2 separate regions of the Mus musculus genome follow, and region 1 is linked to region 2. The links are chromatin loops, found by intact Hi-C in ENCODE. Cell type or tissue: gastrocnemius. All regions are shown on one strand.

The links. A loop is a pair of places that touch in the nucleus more often than their neighbours do. Peaks named below come from ENCODE experiments on the same cell type or tissue, not always from the same donor. Only the 100,000 strongest peaks of a DNase experiment are listed, where the experiment ranks them.
Region 1: it touches region 2 in a loop (1.9-fold over the local background); 1 of 42 quality-filtered maps calls a loop at or near these places.

The regions. Positions count from the first base shown.
Region 1 is chr2:30,773,219-30,778,218 of GRCm38, forward strand. It overlaps Gm39783 (a long non-coding RNA gene), which reads left to right. Exons shown (of 4, transcript XR_001783261.2): 2 at 1-65; 3 at 1,946-1,996. Among named protein-coding and RNA genes, the nearest start is that of Gm39783, 4.2 kb to the left of the region's middle. In gastrocnemius, a CTCF peak has its summit at 2,944 (motif pointing left); a DNase peak (open chromatin) is centred at 602; H3K27ac peaks cover 928 bases.
Region 2 is chr2:30,656,486-30,661,485 of GRCm38, forward strand. It overlaps Gm14486 (predicted gene 14486), which reads right to left. Exons shown (of 4, transcript NR_136917.1): 3 at 3,315-3,400; 4 at 1,679-2,504. Among named protein-coding and RNA genes, the nearest start is that of Gm32316, 3.1 kb to the left of the region's middle. In gastrocnemius, a CTCF peak has its summit at 2,907; DNase peaks (open chromatin) are centred at 435, 1,595, 2,126, 2,897 and 4 more places; H3K4me3 peaks cover 1,658 bases; H3K27ac peaks cover 4,250 bases.

The sequences.
Region 1 (5,000 bases), 120 kb after region 2:
TCCGTCCAGTCATCCATCTGGCCATCCGCCCCCTACATGTTTACTAGGTTATCCGGGAAGGATTGGTAAGTATTTGCTACGGGGAGGCACCATGTGTGGGATCAACATGAGGCCGCCACCTTCCCCTCCTGCATACCCCATCCCTGTTTCCATCGACCCACCATCGCTGTCCTTTGGAATATGATCAGGAACACTACTAGGTTGGGAGTCAACACTGAACCTGTGCCTGTCATGTGACCTAGGCTGGCCTGGTGAACTCTCTGTGTCTTGGTTGGTCAAGGACAACGACTGGAGCCCTTGTTCTGCCCAGGAGAAGAGGTCCCTGGATTAACAGCATGTCTAGTCTAGGTGAAGACTTGTACTCAGAATGCTGTACAGTCTGCCAAAGGGAAAAGAGGGAACCCTAACCAAGGGTGGCTCAGGGTCGTACAGCTAGGAGGTTAGGAGGTCGGCCTGACCCCAGAGCTTGTGCCTTACCAGGGACCATAGCATCCCAGATAGAAGCTGGCCATGGGGTAAAACTTGGGGTCTCACAGCCTTTTTGTCCTTTCCCCCAGTGGTAGCTCTGGCTGCTAGCCATCCCCAGAAGGCCTCTGTGGGTCAAAACAGCAGCTGCCTTGCATGACCAGCTGGTGACTTCGGCCTCTTGGACATGCCCTAGGCCAGTACAGCAGGCAAGCCTCACTTTAAAAGAGACAGGAGCTCTGCAGTCAGAGGTGGACAGATGGGACAGCCTCGGGAGAAACAGCCATTTCTGGTGTCCTATGCTGTGCCCTTGGGTGGTCCTAGCTTACTAGGTGTGCAATGGGCATGGTGGCTGTTGGAAAGGAGGGCATAATGATAGGACTAAGGGACATATTTGGTGGTTAGGGAGGCGTACAGTGGGGACATGGTCATGATACCCAATGTTCTTCCTGGAGTAATGGCTTAATAAGATATTAGAACAGGAAACCAGGCAATGGTGGTGCATGCCTTTAATGCCAGCACTCAGGTGCCAGGGGCAGGTGGATCTGAATTCGAGATCAGCCAGGTCTACAGAACAAATTTCAGGACAGCCAGGACTACACAGAGAAACTCTGTCTTTGAAAACAAAACAAATACAAAAGATTGGAACAGGCAACTAAGTACAGCACCCTGAGCCCAAAGCCCACCATGGCGGCAGTGTTGTGAACCCAGCACTGGGGTCATGTTATCTATGGACCCCATCATACCTCCTAGGTGGATATGAGTTTCTCCCTACCATAGCTCCACTCTGCCAGGTGGAAGTCTTGGTTACCTGGAACAGGAGGGGAAGAAAAAAAGGGGGCAGGGGAGAAGGGAAGTTACCCCTCCTGGCACAGCACAGGACTCACTAAGTTCAAAGTCACTCCTGCATCGGGTTACAGTGGGGTCTTCCAGCTAGGACCAACAGGCAAGAGGAGTCAGGATTTCTGTATGAGACTTGCCCATAAAGATTCTAACTCATCGTGGAGAGACTTTGGTAGAAAAGTTTTGCACAGGCAGCCAGGACCTCAAAGGGGGCTGCTGGAAGTGGATTGGCAACCCTGGACACCTTGGTGTCTCTTGGCTTGGTGGCATAACGCAGGCTAACTGTGGAGCAGCCCCTGTAGGCTCATGGGAGCCCTACACCCACACCTCACCTGAATCTCACCTCCCGCCTCCCCACAGACACTTAGACAGTCACACAGAGATAAGCAGGGGAGGCAAAGCACAAGGTACTGAGAGGCAGTGGGTTTGACACGTTGCTCGGACAAAATACAGGAGAGAGACCATTCAAGAAAGGAAGGTTTACTCTAGCCCACAGTTTAGGGCTACAACCAGCGGTGGTGGGGGAATCCTGAGAGAGGCATCTGGAGGCAGCTGGTTACATTGTGCTCACTTCAGGGAGCAGGGAGCAGCGCCTGTTGCTGCTTAAGCTTTCTTCTCCTTTTCTTTCAACCATCAGTTACCATGGATCTTCCAGGGCAGCTCACCTAATCCAGATGATCCCTCACAGGTATGTCCAAAAGCGTATCTCCTCCGGGACTCTAGACCCTATCAATATTGCATCTAGAATCAATATAAACCATTGCAGAGGCTTTTGAACAGGTAACTCTGGTAGCCCTAAGGGCTGGACTCCTGGCTTCAACCAGGCAGAGCTCGATAGTACCGGTCCACATTAACTCTTTCCCCTGCTGTCTGTTACCTGTCCCCTTCATCCTAGCCAAAAAAAAAAAAAGCTGGGTACACCTGCCTTTCTTTAAAGCCCCCTTCAGGAAAACCTAGACCAAGACTTGTCATGGGGCAGGAAGGGGGGACGAGGACCTCAAATAGACAGGTTAAAGTCTTACCCCGGTACTCAGAATGTGACCTCAGCTGGGCTTGCCTGTAATCCCAGAAAAGGAGGTAGAGACAGAGAGATCGGTAGTCCAAGGTCATCCTCAGCTACTTAATGAATATGAGGCCAGCCTGGGCTACAGGAGACGCTGTCTCAAAACAAACAAGCAAGCATACAAAAGAACGGCTGTATTTGAAGATGAGATATGCGGTCTGAATGTCACTCCCTACTGTGTCCCTGTTAAACTGTAGTCTCTAATGTGAACGGGATTGAGAAGCAGGGTCCTGGACTGAAGAAATGACTCAGGGGTTAAGAGCACTTGCTGCTCTTTCAGGCGACCAGAGTTTGGTTCCTGGTACCTCAATCCCTGGCTCACGACCACCAGGGACTTTGGATCACTCCACTCCAGAGGATCCAATGGCTTCTGTACTCATATCCACATATCCCTCTCCCCACATACATACACATACTTCAAGTTTTAAAAACGAAGAATGGGTCTCAGAGAGATGGCTCAGCCATTAAGAGCACTGGCTGCTCTTGCAGAGGACCGGGGTTCAAACCTCAACACCTATGTGGAGGCTCACAACCATCTATAAATCCAGTTTCAGGAGATCCAACGCCCTCTACTGGCTTCCATTGATACTGCATGATTCATATACATACATGAGGCAAAACCCTATTAAGCATAAAATTAAACAACAGCAAAAAGTAGTGAGTTCTGGATGTGGGATGCTCAGGCCCCAGCAATGGCCATTGTGAAGGAGGCCACAAGAAGCCTGCTTGGTTCTCTCATAATATTAGATCCCAGCAAGAAAATGAACCCAGAAGAGCAGATCCTCACCATACACAAAGGCTGCTAGCGCCTAGATCTATCTTGCCCTGAGGGAAGCGAAGGTCAGCATCTGTGGTGTGTAAACCACCCTGCCAGTAGTGTTTGTTACAGAAGCACAAACTGAACTGTGGGGTCCTTAACGAGATGCTGTTTTCAAATGGTAAGAGGACCCCGGCAAGAGCCAGGCAGTGGTGGCGTACGCCTTTAATCCCAGCACTTGGGAGGCAGAGGCAGGTGGATCTCCGGGTTCAAGGCCAGCCTGGTCTACAGAGTGAGTTCCAGGACAGCCAGAGCTATACAGAGAAACCCTGTCTCGAAAACAAAACAAAACAAAAAAACAAAAGAGGAGCCCCGGCAGAATTGGGTTTTCCTGAAGGGAGGAACACAGGACACCCACAGAGGAAGGGCCACTGTGTGGAGACAGTGTGGGAACAGCTACCACCTGCAAGTGGTACTGGCTGTCCAGCTCAGGCACTATCCCAGGACCCTGAATTTAGGATGTGCTTCAGTTGTACCCCAGCCCAGACCCCAACTGGAGTCTCCAGAGCCCAAGCCCTTGACTCAAACTGTGTGCCCCCAGGACCCAGAGTGTCTCCTCAGGGATTCTTGCCACTCTCTCTGCTCTCTCCTTCAGCCGTGTTGGAGACCTCTCTGCACTGCCAGCTGGGCACTGCTTCCCAGCTTGTTGCCATCCCTCCTCCCTCCCATCCCTCTTGCCTTCCATCCCTCCTCTTTCTCATCCCTCCTCCCTCTCCTCCCTCTTTCCTCCCATCTCTCCCCCTCCCATCCCTCCTCCCTTCCATCCCTCCTCCCTCTCCTCCCTCTTCCTTCCCATCCCTCCTCCCTCCCATCCCTCCTCCCTCCCATCCCTCCTTCCTCCCATCCCTCCTCCCTTCCATCCCTCCTCCCTCTCCTTCCTCCTCCCTTCCATATCTCCTCCGTCCTATCTCCCATCCCTCTTCCCTCCTCCGTTCCACCCCTCCTCCCTTCCATCCCTCCCCCTTTGAAGGTTCTCCTGCTGGCTCCACACATACTCACATGCACAGACCCCACCCCTACCTCCTCACCCCCTCCAGGCAGGCCCTCTAAGTACTCTCTACAGATTCTCTTAAGGCCTACAGCAAACCAGATGCAGCATGCCCTTGGAGAGACCATGTCCTCCATCTTCATCAACATCACAGCAGGGTGAAGGTGACAGCTACCTGCCTATGCTGAGCCTGATGCCATGAGCCATGGGAGCGTCTCCCCTGCCCCTGCATCAGGGCCAGCATGATCTCTAGTTTATACATGAGGATCCAGGGCACAGAGAGGTAGGAGCTCTGCCTAAGGACACACAGTAGTTAAGTGTAGACTGGATTCCTCCTAGGCCTTAGGACAGGCTCCCCCCCCCCCAACCCCCAGAAGCAAAACTCATGGAAGAGGTATGAGTCTCAAGTGATACAGCCAACACAGGCCCTTCCCTGAGGGCAGGTAGTAGGCTAGCACCATTGAGAAGATAGAACATCAAGATTGGCTTGTGGGGCATTTTCTTAGTGATTGGTGTCATAGGCCCAGCACACTGTGGGTGGTGCGACCCCTGAGCTGTAAGAAACAGACTGAGCAAGAGATGAGGAACAAGCCAGCAGGCAGCACTCCTCCATGGCCTCTGCGTTGGTTTCTGGCTCGAGTTCCTGCCCTGGCTTCCCTCAGGGATGGAGTGTGATTAATAATAGACCTGTCCCTCCCCAGGTGCCTTTTGGTCATGGTGTTTATCATAGGAATCGAAAGCTAACTAGGGTAACCTCAAAGATCTCTGCCCTGGAGAGAGAAGATGCTGAACACAGTACCCGGTGGAGCCAAGAACAAGGCAGA
Region 2 (5,000 bases):
ATGAGGCCATGTTTGAAGCCTTCTGAGATTAACACAGACATCCCTTTGGGGGCACATGCAGCTCATGACAGCAAGGCTGAGGGACACGCAGCGCAGAAACTTTTCCTGTACCCTGTTCCTCAGACCACCTTCCGCAGGAGCCATCTTCCTTCAACACACAGCGTTCTTGACAGGGAAAACTGTTCAGTGGAGGGAGGGTCCATTTAGAAGCTTCAGTGTCCCTGGCTCCTCTGCTCACCCAACCTCAGCCTCTGAACTTCTGGTGGGAAAGAATGTATCCCAGAAGAAACAATTGTCATGAGGAGAGTCAAGCTCTGGGGTCTCTCTTGAGGTGTCCCTCTGAGTAAAGCAGTCTGTCCCTTGGGGGTCTTAAGCTTGCTCATGTGTCAAACTGCCCACAGGTGTGGCTAGCACCTTCCCTGCTAGTACCTGCTGCTGCATGCAGCCTGTTCCCCGGGGAGGGGGGTGAGTTTATGGGGTGCACACTGATTTCCAGGCATGAGGAACTGCACACACACTCTTCCCCCAGCCTGCCCTACTCTAGACTATCATCAGCAAGGGCACTAAGTCTTTCTGGGAGCCTTTTCTTCAAGGCTGATTCCCAGCAGCCCTGAAGATCACTCTGTGATGGTCCAGGCGACTTAGGAACCACCCGTGCGTTGTGTGTGGAGAGTCTGAGGTGTTCGTGGGGCTGAAGGAGCCCTTGTTAATTACCAAGAAATGACCAGGAGGCCCGGGCCCAAAGCTCTGACCTTGAAAGGGCAATGGAATCGAACTAAAACCCTGTAGCAGACCTAGGACGACCCTGACTTCTGTTTCTGAGCCAAGGCTGAGGGCTGGATGTGGTCTGAAGGCAGAGGGCTCTCTTTGCTGGAGGCCTTAGGCTCCTCCCGGCACACAGGAAAAAACAACCTGGGCCATTCTGGGCCATTCATTCGAGCTGTTTGTACGTGCAAATATTTATTATTATTATTATTATTAAACGTCCACTTCCTGTGCCCGAGGCCATCTCCTCCATCCCTCTTTCCAGCCTCTCTGTCCAGGACCAGAGTCATAACTGTTTGCATTTGGGCTAATAACGACCTGGGAGTTTGGAGGTGGATATGGGCAGGACTGTAAACTTTAATTAGCCTGGTGAGATTAACATCGTAGCAGGGGACTGGAGTGGGGGCCTCCTTCCGAGCTCTCTGATCCCAGTAGACACCCCCCTCCCGTGAAGGGCACCCCATACAGGATGTGCAGAGGACCGCACAGCAAGGCTTACACGTGCTGAGTTAATCTTTATTCGCCTCGAAGCCGAGTCAGGCTTCAAAGAGCCCTGGGTCGAATTGCTGTCCCTCTGGCTCCACAGTACTCGCTGGCTTCCTCCTTGCAGAAACCTCAAGCAGAAAACTCAGGGACTGGGCTGTGTGACCTTGAGCCGGTTACTCACCCTCTCAGGGAGGGGAGGCTAAGTGGGAAGGTTCAGGACAAATGCTGCGGAATCTAGGAAGCTAAACCCTACTGGGTGGCCGAATTCTTACTGCCTGGCTGCCTAGCCTGGGGGGTCACACGTTCAGGAAGGGCTGAGGATTTTCTGGTCTCCATCTGGCTTAGTATTGAGAGCATTCAGCGGCTCGGGGGCTGTTTCCACCAGCGTCCCCAGGAAATTGGCCTTCCCGAGAATGAAGTCATCTGCTTCTCTTTTATTTATTTATTTTTGTCGCCTTTTTCTCCTTCAAGCATGAGCCCCTGGGCCTGTGCGGCCCCTCTCCACGGCTGTCGCGGGAGAAGGGGCTCTGAGAATAGGTGGGACCCCGGGGTGCCACGCGCCGTCCTGGGACTGGCCGAAGGTGAGCTCCCGGGCGGCCAGGGCGAACAATAACAGTAAATAACGCTGCCTCGTCAGCGTCATAAAAACGGAAACGCTTCCACTGTGTTTTAATAAGCGTCGCCCATCAATCTGCCTCCCTGCCGGCCGCGGGCACCGGGGAGGGTGCGGGAGGGGGACGAGGGGGCGCGAGCGGCCGGGGTCACGCGCACCAGCCGAGCCGAGAGGCGGCCGAGCTGAGTAACTCCGTTGCCATGGCGACGTGGCCGCAAGGAACAGGAAGCAGCAGAAATAGCAGCCGCCGCGGCGCGGCCCCTCCCCCCGCGAGCCCGTTGCCACGGCGACCGGACGGGAGCGAGGCTGCGCGGGCGGCCTCCTGCTCAGCCGACTGACGCATGCGCAGTACGGCGCGCGGGTGGGCCTCGCCCTACAGCTCCCGGGGTGGCCCGTGGAGACCAGTGCTACTCGGGGGTCGGTGTCTGCTTTGGGAGCCTTCTCGCCTCGGCTTCTGGCAAAGGCAGTGCTTTCCAAGCATGCAGCGGGCAGGGACGTGGTCACCGGAGTCCCCGACCTGTTCTGAGTGACAGCAGAGCCGGGTCCAGGCTTCCCTCGCCGTGGATGGGGCACCTGGTGACGTCCAGGATGCCTCCTCCTCTTGGTCCCCATCTCCACGTGTCCCTTTGCCAGATAGAACCTGCATAGAACACAGAAGCCCTGGCACCCTCCATGTCCCCTCTTGTGCCAGAAAACAACGTTCTTTCCTCCACACCCCCCAAGTTGAGGGAAGCCTAGATGTTTCATAACAAAAGCCCTCCCCCACACCCCATAATAGCTTGTTTATGTGGAAGCGGCTGCAGCCTTGGGGGTCTGAAGCTGGTGTGTGTGTATGTTTGTTACAGGGACACACGTGATTATATCTGAGGCCGTTTGTGGAGAATTTTCTTCTCTGTAGATTCTGTTTGGTTTGTTTTTAATAAGGGTCAGAGGTCTGAGCTTCTGTGGGGAAGGGGGAAGGGTCACCTCGGATGGCCAGGCCAAAGGGTCCCAGGGGGACAGGTCACGGGGCCTGCAATGCTAGCAGAGGCCAGCAGCTAAAGCTGCTCCATCTGGCTCTGTTCCTGGCGGCAGGCAAGCACAGGCAGCCAGCAGGATGCTCCCTTGAGTGGAGCCCCAGAGGGGGACACCCTGGAACGGAGACTGGTCTCCCTGGGCAGGACAGCTGTCATTTCTCAACTGTCCAAGAGAGAGAGAAGGGAGCTGCTGCTGGCTGGGTCTTTCTACAGCACTATCAATGGCGGGCTTGTGTATGCCGCCTTCAGGTTGGCTGTGTGAAATGAAGGGAGCCTTGAACTGCTTCCGAGTCCTGGCCAGCCAGCCCAGTGTGTGGACCGAGGGCTACAGGCTACATAAGAGCATTTCCACTCAGGACAGCCTAGCTCTGTGTGTCTTTCCCTCCTTCCTCACCCTGTAGACATGGCAGGGGCGGGGGGGGGGGGCTGCTTACCCTGAAGGAGAGCCTGCCTGGTGTCCAAAGACAATGCATCCACCATAGAGATCCTGGGGTCACAGTTAACTCTTTTTTAGGGGAAGCTGTGGAGATGTGGGGAGGAAGGAGCAGAGAGACTGGGCTGTAATTCAGAGAAGGTCCCTGTCCTTGAGGCCAAAGCAGACTGAGACCTGAGATGACAAAGCAGGCCCTCGTGGCTTGTGACTGTCCCTGGAGGGAGATGGGTGCTCAGAATCCGACGTCTATTTACTGCAGCTGGAAGGGGTTCCTTCGCTGTCCCCTGGTCCCTGAGACCTAGGCTGACTGTGTCCAGAGGCTATAGGCTTCAGGGGTTAAGAAGCAAGGAGGTGGGCCTTGGCTCTGCTACTAAAGCCCCGTGGAATCAGAGGCAGGCCCCGTACCTTCCTTGGGCTTCAGTTTTCCCATCTGGCAAACAGGAAGAGGGTCAAGGCAGCTACTGACTGCCTCATAGTTGACCCAGTCAGTATTTCTGAGGTCTGAATGTCCTATACCGCCAATGGTATCTTAGGTCAGGCTCAGGGATAGTGGCCCAGAGGAGTGAAGTCACTCCCCAGGAAAAGCTAGAAGGTAGCACAGGCACCTGCCACACCCGCAGGAGAGCAGGGATCACGCTGTGAGTGCTACAGTCACAAGTCAGCACCCCCCTCAGCCCTTCTCATTTTGGTGGCTCCATCCAGAGCCTTCCCTTTGTATAGAGTTGGGACACCCATTCCTCCTTTCTGAGGTTAGCAGAGGGACTAGAACTCTCCGTGGTGTCTGCTAACTGTCATGAGTGAAGGGTGACCGGGAGGGTAGGTCTCCAAGGATACGTGCTCTGCACACGGCTTTGCAGTCTGCCCCAGAGCTTGAGATCTGTGTGCCTTCTCCCCTGTCCCTTCCTGCAGCTGATATGGCAGGGCTGGGGGTCCTCACTCACTAGGCAAGCGTGTGGCATCCAGATGGTGTGGTTAATCGCGATGGAACCGTAAATCAGCGGTATTGTCCCAGCCTCCCTGCTCTTGGCAGAGCCGTCACCTGGAGGAGGAGCTGGTGTAAGAAGCTCCTGCAGCCCCGCCCACCAGCCCCAAGCTTTGTTCCCAGTCAGTGGCCAGTGTCTGTGTTTGAATACTAGCCCTGTCACTGCCTGTGTGGCTTTGACGAAGCCCTGATCTCCCTGTTAGCCTCAGTTTCTTCATCTATAAAATCCGGGCGATCACAGCGCATGTGGTCCCCAGAACAAGATGAAGTCTCTCATGTGGGCCATTCCTGACTTATAGCTCAGTAGATCCTCCACAAGCTTATAGCTCTATAGGTCCATCCACAAGCTTGTAGCTCTGTAGGTCCGTCCACAAGCTTATAGCTCTATAGGTCCATCCACAAGCTGCCTCTCACCTCTTGGACCTGTACAGGAACCTGAGAGTCAGAGAAGGAAAGCAAGCTGCCCAATGCCACACAGCCAATTAGCAGAGGAACAGGGCTTAAGCCTGGCAGGCTCGAGTGACACTAAACACCTCGGGTTCCAGTCAGCCCGCCCTCCCCAGCCCCTCTGCCTATGTCGGTAGTGACAGCAGAGCATTGTTAGCCTCGCCTAGAGCCACTGTGCAACCCAGGTCTAAAAAGACGCCTTAATAGGTTCCTAATAAAGCTTCGGGGACGGCGGCTTCCCAGGGCAGGGCCAGGGTC